Regions from separate parts of the Homo sapiens genome. Here region 1 is linked to region 2. A link is a loop called in an ENCODE intact Hi-C map of the cell type or tissue named here. Cell type or tissue: prostate gland. All regions are shown on one strand. Each heading gives the region's core, and the rest is flanking DNA. Links, peaks and the distances in the headings are about the cores only. Region 1 overlaps TSHZ3 (teashirt zinc finger homeobox 3). Region 2 has its middle 58 kb from the start of TSHZ3-AS1.

Region 1 (5,374 bases), core at 96-5,095, 67 kb before region 2:
GAAAAGGGCCGATCCAGGTCCCCTTGCTGAGATGGGTCTGGTTTTTGTAAATTGACTTGTTACAGGAGGGAGAGTGTAGGCACAAGAGCTGAGTGGGAGCGTTTCTGCAGGGGGAATGGAGCTGATTTTCACCCAGAGAGGGGCTCGCATGTCCTTGGTCATAACCTCCTGAGTTGGAGTAGTGTTAGGGAGGGCAGCTGCATTGCTCTTCGCCCTCCCTTGGTGGGAGTGGGAGGGAACAAATGCCCTGTTCATGTAGATCTCTCTGAGGCCCCAACTCCCAGACACTTTGAGTGTGGCCTTCACCCCTGGATTTATTTATTTATTTATTTATTTATTTATTTATTTATTTATTTATTGTGAGACAGGATCTCCCTTGTCACCCAGGCTGGAGTGCAGTGGCATGATCATGGCTCACTGCAGCCTCGACCTCCTTGGGCTCAGACAGTCCTCCCACCTCAGCCTCCTGAGTAGCTGGGACCACAGGCACACACCATCATGCCTGAGTAATTTTTCTATTTTTTGTAGGATGGGGTTTTGCCATGTTGCCTAGGCTGGTCTCGAACTCCTGGGCTCAAGCAGTCTACCCTCCTCGGTCTCCAAAAGTGCTGGGATTACAGGTGTGAGCCATGTGCCTGGCCTACCCCTGTTTTGTTTTGTTTTGTTTTTGTTTTTTGCCTTTATTCCTATGAGATAGTAAGTGCACTAGCCACTGTAATTGCAGGCCTGACCCAATATGGCTTTTTCTCTGCTTTGCATTGCATTCATATCACGGTGTTCATAAAATTAGAAATAGCGAGTTGTGCAGCTTTTTTGAAGAACCCCAGTAATCACAGTCCCCTAAACTGGAGTCCCCACCAAACTGAGACTAAGTAGGGATGGGTGATGGCCCTGTGCAAACTTCATGGCACATCTCCGTTCCCCAATACAGCTGATAATTTTAGTGGATTTGTGCCCCAATCACATCTGATGAGGGGTCGTCGGTCATCGTGGCTCCAAAAAATGTGATCTCAGTTTCTATCCCATGACATTATATTCAGTAAGTGAAAATGGCCTTGAGCTTTCAGAGCCCCACCAGCTCCGTGGTTCCCTTCTGCCATGGCAGTGTGGGGAATGCAGCAGTTAACACTGTTTATACATTCCAGGGGTATTAAGCAGTTAGGTTACTGGAATCGTGGCAGAGCGAGTGGGAGCCGCATTCTGGGTTGTGTCTCTGTAATCAATTACTAAACATATCATGAAATTCCAGATGTAATAATAAAGTTTATGATGATTATATTGTCAGGAGGCCGGGAACACACCACCTCATTGACAGCTGAAGGAAGCAAGAGAATCAGCCTAGGTTTTGCCTGTAATAGGAAAAAGGGTCTTCTTTTGCTCCCATCAGTGATTCTGCATACTTTTTGTGAATGGAAACATGCATTTTTTGGAGACTCAGTTAGAGGGGGAAAAGGGAGAGGTTGAGAAGGGAACACCCTTGGTTTTATGGGGGACATCTTCTTCACGTACCTCCTCTCCCTTCCTCCTCCTTGCCCCTGCCCAGAAGAAAGTGCCCGGGGGAGGTGACATCTTCTGCAGTCAGGGAGGCAGGCTTGGCTGGGGCCCAGCCGCTCTGCCCTTAGAAGCAGCCACCCCTCCTTACGAAGGTGCAGCGTGCTCTGGTGTGGAAACATAAAATGGACGTTCTGTGAAAATCAATTGACTGTCCCGGCTGGACCAGACAGCTCTGACACCACAGTAGGTGGCAGGTGGTGAACATAAGGTACCCAGAAACCTTGGCCGCAGTGACACAGTGAATGCAGCCGCTGGCCTCCTTCCTTGCAACACTATTTGTAGTTTCTTCTCTCTGTGCGTCCATGGCATTTCCAGAAAATGCATCTTGAGTTGACTTCCCTTCGTTATGACACAGCACTGCAAGCAGGGTCGAGCTGCAGTTGGGAAGTTTCAGGGCACATTTCGGCCACATCTGCTGGTACCAGTAGGACCGTGATTGTTTTGGTGGTTGTATGAGTGCAGATTAATTAAACAACAGTAACAAAACAGAACAAAACAAAAAAACAGCAATTCGCAGCAGATCTGAAATATCAGTGACAAAGACAAAAAAAATGATAAATAAGCTATTCCAGGCTATGAAAGAAAATTAATGCCCCTTTAACTCATCACTGCGCCAAAAGTAGATAATAAAGTGCTTACTATGAGAGCGGTTTTACAGACATGTTTCCTGAGGCTCTGGTACAGGTGAGCTCAGGAAGGCCTGGTGTCGCTCTGTCCACATTCCCCGCGTGCCCTCTGAATCTCTGATGCTTTGGTTCAGCCCGGGGGTCTCTCTTAGGCCAGGGTTACATGCGCCGTTTCCCTCCTTCAGTCCTTAGAGGGAAGGAGGGGGTATCCCTTTCGGTGAGTCATAACTCTGCCGTTGGGTTGGGCAGCTCTCATGTAGAAGGGAGATTTTAGGAAGCCCGTCTTTGCTAGAATTTGCCTGGCAGGCCCTGCGTTTCCCATTGTCCTTCTGCCACCATGGTGACTGGGGACATGCCCGTGCCTGTGGGGGACAAGCATGCATGTCAGTTTTTGGGCATGTCAATGCTGATTCCTGTGCCCTGGGGTACGGCCCACCTTCTCTCGGTAGAGCTGTGACCCTGCCAACAGGAAGTGCTGGGAAAACAAGCTCCTGACACCTCCGTCTGGGGTCTGGGGTCGCCTTCTCAGCGTGGGCTGCTTCATGACCCATAGGTGTTCTGGACTTTCCTCCCCCCGCCCAAGGATTAAACAGCACTTGGCTCCTTGTTAAAAGCACATTGATGTTTTGAGCCCAGAGGGAGGTGTGGATCACACAGCAGGTCAACAGCCTCCATTTTGCACCCCGCCATTCCCTGTGGCTGGTTAAGGTGGGAGTGGGTAGGGAGGAGAAAACAGAACTAGAGAGTGACATTGGGGCGATGCTGACCGAGGGTGTGACCCAGGCCAGGCCAGGCTGCTGTGGCCACTGACCTGCTCCTCCCTGCACTTCACATGGGAGCTCGGGCATTGGGAGCCGTCAGGCCAGTCCTCAAGGTACGGCCAAGCAGCCCGGAGGCCACCTCCCGAGGCCTGTGCTAGCAGCTCCTGGTCCATGCCTGCCGGTCAGCTCACTGCTCCACCCCTGCTAGGCGTTAGATGTTTCCAGAAGGCCTGAGGGCCAGGCAGGTGAGGGGCTTCAAGTTCACTCAGGGCAGCTGTTGAGAGTTTAGCGAGTTTTATTTTTGCCCCCAAATTTAAAAGTATCACGGAAGGCAGAGCTATTACAGAGAGAAACCAACCTTTTGGTTATCACACAGCAGCTTTTATGAATTAAAAAAAAAAAAAGGATCTTGACCCTCTTTGAAAGGAAATAAAGTAGGAACCCAGTGTTAAGGAAAACAAAAAAGCTGATATTACAGTTTTTATGATTACTCATATCCTAGGCTGGAGCTTGAGGAAACCAGTTATAATGGAATTTCATTTTTTTCTCTTCCTAGTTGTGTGTCTGCGCTCTTTTTTCCATTAGAATGAGGAGTGGTTCATACTTGGTGTGGAAAAAAAACACACAACAATTTTGGCATGTGATCCTTGCTCTTAGTTGACCCAACGCTGATGGGACTGAAGATAGAATTATGCGGCCTTGTAATTAATTATCGAGCTATAAGGGGAACTGTGGAGTGAAGAGAGAAAGGGATGGAGTTACACAGGGCGGTGTTCCTGCCTCTCTCTCCACAAACACCCCCACTCCCAAGTGCTGTACCCAGGTTTAGCTTTGACACCATAAATAATGCATCTTCCGATATTCAGAAGTGAAAAATCTAAAGCCATCTAGTGGTTCATTTTTATTGGTAGCCACTGTATTAGCACCATTTAAAAACACTATTTTATTGCTGTGAGTCTGCAAGTTGCCAGTAGCAGTTCACCAATTTCACCGGTGTGAGGTGAGGGGTAAGATGATGACCAAAAGCAGAGATGCCTCCACTCTGCCTAAATTAAATGTTTGTGCAAGTAAACTTGAGCGTGCCCATTGCCAGGGCTGACCTTATACCACTAAGTTCTTGCAGTGGCCTGGATGATTGTAATGGAGGTAACGTGATATAAATGTAAACTTTAGCCCTGCTTACACAGAATGCACAAGGCAGCGTGACACCTTCATTTCAGTAGTAAGAAATTACCATTGTCTCTTATTTCTTGCTCGGAGCTTGGGTGACCAAGCCAAGAAGTAATTACACAATTAGGGTTGACAAAGCAGTTCCTGTAACATTTCTTTCTCTTAAGTTTGGGTAGCTTATTTCAACTTCACATTTTCCATATCTTTGTCATTAATAACAAATATCCGTTTTCAGTGCAATACATGTGCCGCATGAAGATTGGGAGCCTAGTGTAATTTAATGATGAAATGTGAGCATTTCATTTTCTGTAAATGTGGCTCTTTGAAGTTTAAGGTAGACATCCAGGAGCTCACACGGCCCCTGTACAGGAAGTTGACTACCAACTCTTCCGCAAGTGAGATTGGTGAACAGTGATTGGGAGCCACTCCCGCTTAGGTGACAAAGATGTTTGAAAGGATATGCAGATATGTGACATGGCTTATCTGGAAGGCTGCCTCTTCAAAGTCATCTCCCATTACTATGGCTCCAGATAATTCTTTAATCTTAAATTGTGTTATCTGCAGTATGTATACGGTATTGTAATTAATTGTCACCAACTTAAAATATAATCTGTTTGGAGTTTATATACCATCTAGGCCTGACCCTTACCTAAAGAAGAAAACACCTCACAGTTTCTCTCTTCTTATTTGTTATTGGATATGAAAGGAGAGAGACACTCTCTACTAAAGAAAAATAGACCTGTTAAGATTTAACCCGCCATTCCTTGAATAAGATGTTCTCAGAACTTCTGTTTTGGTACCAGCTAATGCTGCAAACAAGCTTTGAAACATGGATGGCTCAGCTGGGAGGTGAATGGCCTGCAGGAAGGTTGGGCTCCATCAGCAGGGGCCAGTCCACTGAAGCAAGTCAGTCCTGCTGCCATTTGTCAGCCTGGGCTGGCCTTCCAGAGCCCATCCCTGGTGTGGGAGAGGTGCCAACGTGGCCCGCAGTCCCCGCTGTTTTATAGCTGATGCTATATGCACACACCCAAGGCTTTTCAAGGCTCACACTCAGAGAAGTGCCCACTGGTCTTCCCCTCAGGTGGACAGAGTGAGTGAGTTCCCTGCTCCATGAGCCTAGCACTTCGCTTTTCAGCAAAGGTGCCTTGGTTTTGGGTGGATCTTGTATAAATGAATTCTAGCTGGGGGCCTGGGCAAAAGTTATATTTCTTCTGACAGAGTTTGTAGCAACGTTTTTCTTAATTATTCTTGATGTTTTGCCCA
Region 2 (5,374 bases), core at 213-5,212:
GAGCTTGCAGAGAGGGGAGGGCTTTGGAGGGCTGGCCCTCTCCTTGGCGGAAACCACAGGGGCTTGGTCCCTAGATGTCCCTCTGGCCCTGCTTTGAGATGGTGAGGCTCATGGTGTCACTTGTCACATCCTAGGGAGTGCCTTCTGAATCGTCCAAAGCAAAATATCACCATTACCATTTTAGAGATAAATGCATTTTATTCTATTCCCGTGTGTCTCAGATGGGGATTTATTAGAACTTTATACCACAACTTTTTTTCTTTTTGGAGACAGGGTGTTGCTCTCTTGCCTTCCTGGCTCTGCCTGAAGGTCAGGTTCAAGTCGTGTGTTTAGGGTTATGGTCTGGGATGAAAAGGGTCGTGTTAATGGGCTCGTAGGTGAATCTTTGTGCATCTTGAATAATTTCTGGCCTCAATTTGCCAAAGGGGGAATAAGCCCCAGTGTGAACTTCTCAGATTCCTCAGGGAGTGGCGCCCCTGATTCAAGGACTTCAAGTGGTGCAATCATAGCTTACTGCAGCCTTGAACTCCTGGGCTCAAGTCATCCTCCTGCCTCACCCTCCCTAGTAGCTGGGACCACAGCCATGCACCACCATACTCAGCTAATCCTTTTATTTTTTGGTAGAAACGGGGTCTTGTTATGTTGATGAGGCTGGGTATACCAGTTTCTTGACCTTTTAGGGGTTGCAGGCCCTTTGAGAGATACAGTCTCTCTCCTCAGGAGAAAGTGGATGCAAGCACCACTTAAGTGTTGCTTAAGATGCTTAAGTGTAGGGGGACATGGGCTCCCTGAGGTCCACCTCTAGGCCTTTGTGGTGGATCCCAGTTAACAAACACTGCTCTCCACTGCCCTGCAGAACCTGTAACTCACAGGACACCTGTTCCTCTCCAGGCTCAGGGGCCAGGGGTGCTTGTCAAGATGCTGTCAGCAGGAATTTGCTCAGGATCTTAAGAAAAGGAAGGGATTTGGGCTCATGTGACTGTAGTCTAGGATAAGGGGCTTCAGGCCCAACTGGACATGGGTGCTCAGTGATGTCACCAGGAACCTGCCCCTCCACCCTTCTCAGCACCCCACCTCGCTCTGACTCTGCCTTGGACTCAGGCACTTTTCCCTTTGTGGGTGACCCATCCTTGTGTGGCTCAGCAACCTTCAGGGGAAAGGGGCTTCCTTTCACAATAGTGACAGTAGGTGTGTTCCCACCTGTTTTCAGGCCCAGAGCAGCAGGCCTGGCTCTGCCTGAAGGTCAGGTTCAAGCCATATGTTTAGGGTTCCAGTCCGGGATGCAAAGGGCTGGTAGGTAATTCTCTGTGCATCTCGAATAATGTCTGGCCTCAGTTTGCTAAAGGGGGAATGAGCCCTAGTATGACCTTCTCAAATTCCTCAAGGAGTGGCACCCCTGATTCAAGGACTTCAATTTACAATAGGGAGAATCCTGATGAGAAACCAAGGTATGGGATTTTCTTTTCTTTTCTTTTCTTTTCTTTTTCTTTCTTTCTTTCTTTTTTTTTTTTTTTTTTTTTTTGAGACAGAGTTTTGTTCTTATTGCCCAGGCTGGAGTGCAATGGCGCAACTTTGGCTCACTGCAACCTCCGCCTCCCAGGTTCAAGTGATTCTCCTGCCTCAGCCTCCTGAGTAGCTGGGATTACAGGCATGGACCACCATGCCCGGCTAATTTTCATATTTTTAGTAGAGACGGGGTTTCACCATGTTGGCCAGGCTGATCTCGAACTCCTGACCTCAGGTAATCCACCTCCCTCAGCCTCCCAACGTGCTAGGATTACAGGCATGATCCACTGCACCCAGCCGGCTATGGGATTTTTGTGACCCACTGGGAGCAGGTTCTCCTAATGGGGCAGGCAGTGTCTCCTCCTCCTTGGGCCAGAAGTGTACAGGGTGGGCCATGCTGACCTTGAGAACCTCCTGGCCACTCTCTCCACAAGGTATAGCTGGGGACCCCTACCCCACAGTCAGAGTGGGCCTCTCTGCCCAAAAACTGCTGGTCCTTTTGATCATGACTTCCTATACCCTGTTATGGCTGCAGACCAGAATTTACTAGAAAGAGGAACCTTCGTTGACTGGCCCTGTCTCTGGCACCTGAACTGCGCAATGAATATTTTACCTGGCACAGGTTGCAAAATGTGACCCATGGATGGAATATGACCTGCCGATTTGTTTGGCTTGAGCCACACGGCTTAAAAAAAAAAAAAAAGAAAAACCCACAAAACTTGAATTCATTGCCAAACTTTGAAGATTGGGAGATTTCATACAACAGTGAGATTTCTGGCATCTCCGGATGCCACATTCCTGCATGACAGCAGGTGGCTGGAACCGGGCAGCAGCCGCCCATTTTAGACAGGACATCCGCTCTCTGGCTGGCCCTGGGCCCTGCTCCTCCCTATCTGTCTTGTAGGCTGGGCTCTCCCACAGGCGGGACTGAGGTGAGGATTTGAGGGCAGGTAGTTCATTTGACAAGGGAGCCTGGAACGTTCAGATAGGAGGGAGGAGGAGGCAGATGGGGAAAAAAAGGAAGCTAATTCCCAATGCATTAAGGAGCAAGCTGCCACTGTAGGCCACTGGTACTTGGTCCCCAGGAACCTCTGCAGGTTTGTGCAGGAAACTCTCATCTTTGAGTGGCCCCACCCCAGGATAAGGCAGCTGATGGTCCACCACCTCCTGCCTGTCACTGGCTGAGGGTGGCTTCCCTGTGCACAGGTGGAATATGTCCCCACAATCATAGGGCTTGCAGGAGGAAGGTTTTGGCCAGATGCAGACCGGGAAGATGAAGGAATGTGAGGCCATTTGGATACCCCTGCCTCCTGCTACATTTAAACCATTCATGCTCCCATCTCCCCACTGCACTCCTATTGGCACCTATTCTACATGGGGTCTTTGGTCGGGTGGGAGAGCTCCCAGCAAGGAGGAGTGACTTGCCCAAGGTCACACACTTCATGTCAGTGGCAGAGCCAAGGCTGGAGCTATGGGCCTCCCCCTCCTCCCCCACTGTTTCTGCTACCCCGTACAACTCATTCCATGGAGACTAGAGCTCTGGTGCCTCACTCATCCGTTTTATTTTATTTAGTTATTTAATTATTTACTTATTTATGTGGTTATTACCCATCTAGTTCCAGAGATAACTTAGGGCCTCTATACAGCTCATTAATTGCCTCATTGCTAGCTAGAAACAGTGGGACTGGCTGAGAGGGGTGGGGATGTGAGGAGTGGGGGGGACCCACAGGATCTGTGAGACATGGAAACCTGGAAGCCTGCTGCAGGGCACACTGTCCCCCCTCTCTTGGCCCCGCACAAAATGACATCATGCAGGAAGTGGCCCCATGCAGGAAGTCCCTCCCCCAATAAGTCCCCCACTTGCCACAGGGCACGTCTTGCCCTGACCAGCAGGACGGGGGCACTCCAGCTGGGGAGAAGGCAGCTTTCCTTCATGCCTTCGCAGCTCCTCGTGCTCGCTGCTGGGGGGCAGCCGTGGGCAGCGGGTGGCGAGGTTATGAATGCCAAGAGGAGAGGGGCTGCTGTCACATCTCCATGCAGCTTTGCAAAGCTTCATAGGATTCTCATCCAGTGCCCACACTCCCCACCCCCTGCCATTTCTTTGTCCTTCCTCCATGAAAATGACCTGTCCTAAAATTAGTGCCAGAATCCACATGGATTCTAATATAATCAAGGTGGGTTCAACGGCCTTGAGAATTTGGAGGAGAGTTTCCTGTCCCTGTCCTCCGGGACCTCCAAGTCCTGGCTCAGAGGCTGCAATTCTGAGCCAGCCATCTTCAGACCCCGGCAGGGCAGAGACCCACACCACCCTTCACGATGCTGTCTGCCCTGGTCATTTCTGCTCACCCAAGATGTCCGTGCCAGCACTGCCATCAATTAGTCCTGAGGAATGGACAAAGGGGGTTACAGGAAATTAATTTCATCTGGGTTTTCTCTCCTGAGGTCCTGCCTGGCAGTCAGCGCTCTCAACACCCACATGTCCGCAGCCCAACTGTTGCGTCCATCAGCTCTTGTCCGAGTTAACTATTCATTTTATGTATTTTAATTTGGGCAGAACATTTATTTGGCTTAAATTTCCTTTTCAGGGGTTGGAATGTGCCTTCCACTCACAGGCAGAGATGATCTGCTCGAATTTCGTCAGAAGGAGTTTAGTTTACAAAGATAGCAACTGAGCTATTAAAACCAACAACCCCTTTTAAAGCAAACAGACCATTAAAATATAGGAACAGTTTATGGCATAAATAAAATTGAGGATATAGATTATTTAAAGATAAGATTTTCAAGAAACAGGGATAAAAAAACATTTAAATAATTTCTCCACGGTATATATTTTTTTTACAAAGTGAACTTCAAAATGCAAATGCAAATTTTTTAAAAAAAAGCACAGAAAGACATTAAAAACCTATCTTACTAGTAAAGACATATGAAAACGACTTGACTTTTTCTTCTTGATCTGTGTATGATTTTTAAGAGGTGGAGTGGGAGGGGGGAGCTCTTCGAATTCATAAATGGTAGCATTTACCCAGCTCGTGAAATCACATTGTGGAAAAAGAAGCAAGACATTTGCTTCTAGATCATTCTTTGCAGCTGACTGACAGATACAACAATTTTGTCCATTAGTCCGAGCCATTGTCTTCCCTCAGCACTGAAGTACTGTACCGCGGAGGTAGATTTCCACTGCTATGCATATTTTAAGGGTTATTTGGCAACACGGGTAAAGCTAAAAGTAGCCTCTTAATCTAATTAATTGACATTTCTGAATCTTGCTTTCACAACAACACATGGTTTCATGTTCTGGGTTTTAGCACTTGTCAAGCTTTTTTGGAGAATGTTTTGGTCAGAATGACAAGATAATTTGTGACTGAGGCTCCAAGCTAGAGAAGTGTTTAAGGCTATAATGATTTATTATCATCACAGAATAACAAAATTTACAAAGTGTTTCATCAGAATTTTTGAAATAAGTTTGCCACCATAGGAGAATCATTGGGGTGGAGGGGGCTGGGCTCGCAGACAGGGAGGGTTCCGACTTCATATACAAACTCAGCCGTGACTGATGGCTTAACATCTCTCTATGAAATTTATCTCTGCACGTGCCTTGAGAGAGAAACCACAGAGTACTTTTGGAGGACAAGAGGTGATAGAACAAGAACACAGAGAAAATTCAGACCTCTCCCCCGGTTTCTGTAAGCAGGAAACCCGAGTCCCAGCTCCACTTGTAACGTATATGTGGCTGCAGTCAACGATGAATTTCTACATTTTGGCAACGGTCAGAGTGAAAGTAGTCGCACTATCTATAGAAACTTTGAGATGGAGAACACTTGGAGTATGCTACTGAAAATGCAAGAAACACATTTTTGAAAGGATGAAA

Evidence for each region. A loop is a pair of places that touch in the nucleus more often than their neighbours do. Peaks named below come from ENCODE experiments on the same cell type or tissue, not always from the same donor. Only the 100,000 strongest peaks of a DNase experiment are listed, where the experiment ranks them.
Region 1: it touches region 2 in a loop (2.7-fold over the local background); 2 of 110 quality-filtered maps call a loop at or near these places.

Annotation. Positions count from the first base shown.
Region 1 is chr19:31,328,092-31,333,465 of GRCh38, reverse strand. All of the region lies in intron 1 of TSHZ3 (teashirt zinc finger homeobox 3), which reads left to right. It overlaps TSHZ3-AS1 (TSHZ3 antisense RNA 1), which reads right to left. Exons shown (of 3, transcript XR_002958388.2): 1 at 1-5,374. Among named protein-coding and RNA genes, the nearest start is that of TSHZ3-AS1, 8.9 kb to the right of the region's middle. In prostate gland, for the core only: no CTCF peak of the experiment used is centred there; DNase peaks (open chromatin) are centred at 1,692 and 2,515; H3K27ac peaks cover 2,485 bases.
Region 2 is chr19:31,261,546-31,266,919 of GRCh38, reverse strand. It overlaps a transcript of TSHZ3 not described here. Among named protein-coding and RNA genes, the nearest start is that of TSHZ3-AS1, 58 kb to the left of the region's middle. In prostate gland, for the core only: no CTCF peak of the experiment used is centred there; a DNase peak (open chromatin) is centred at 2,379.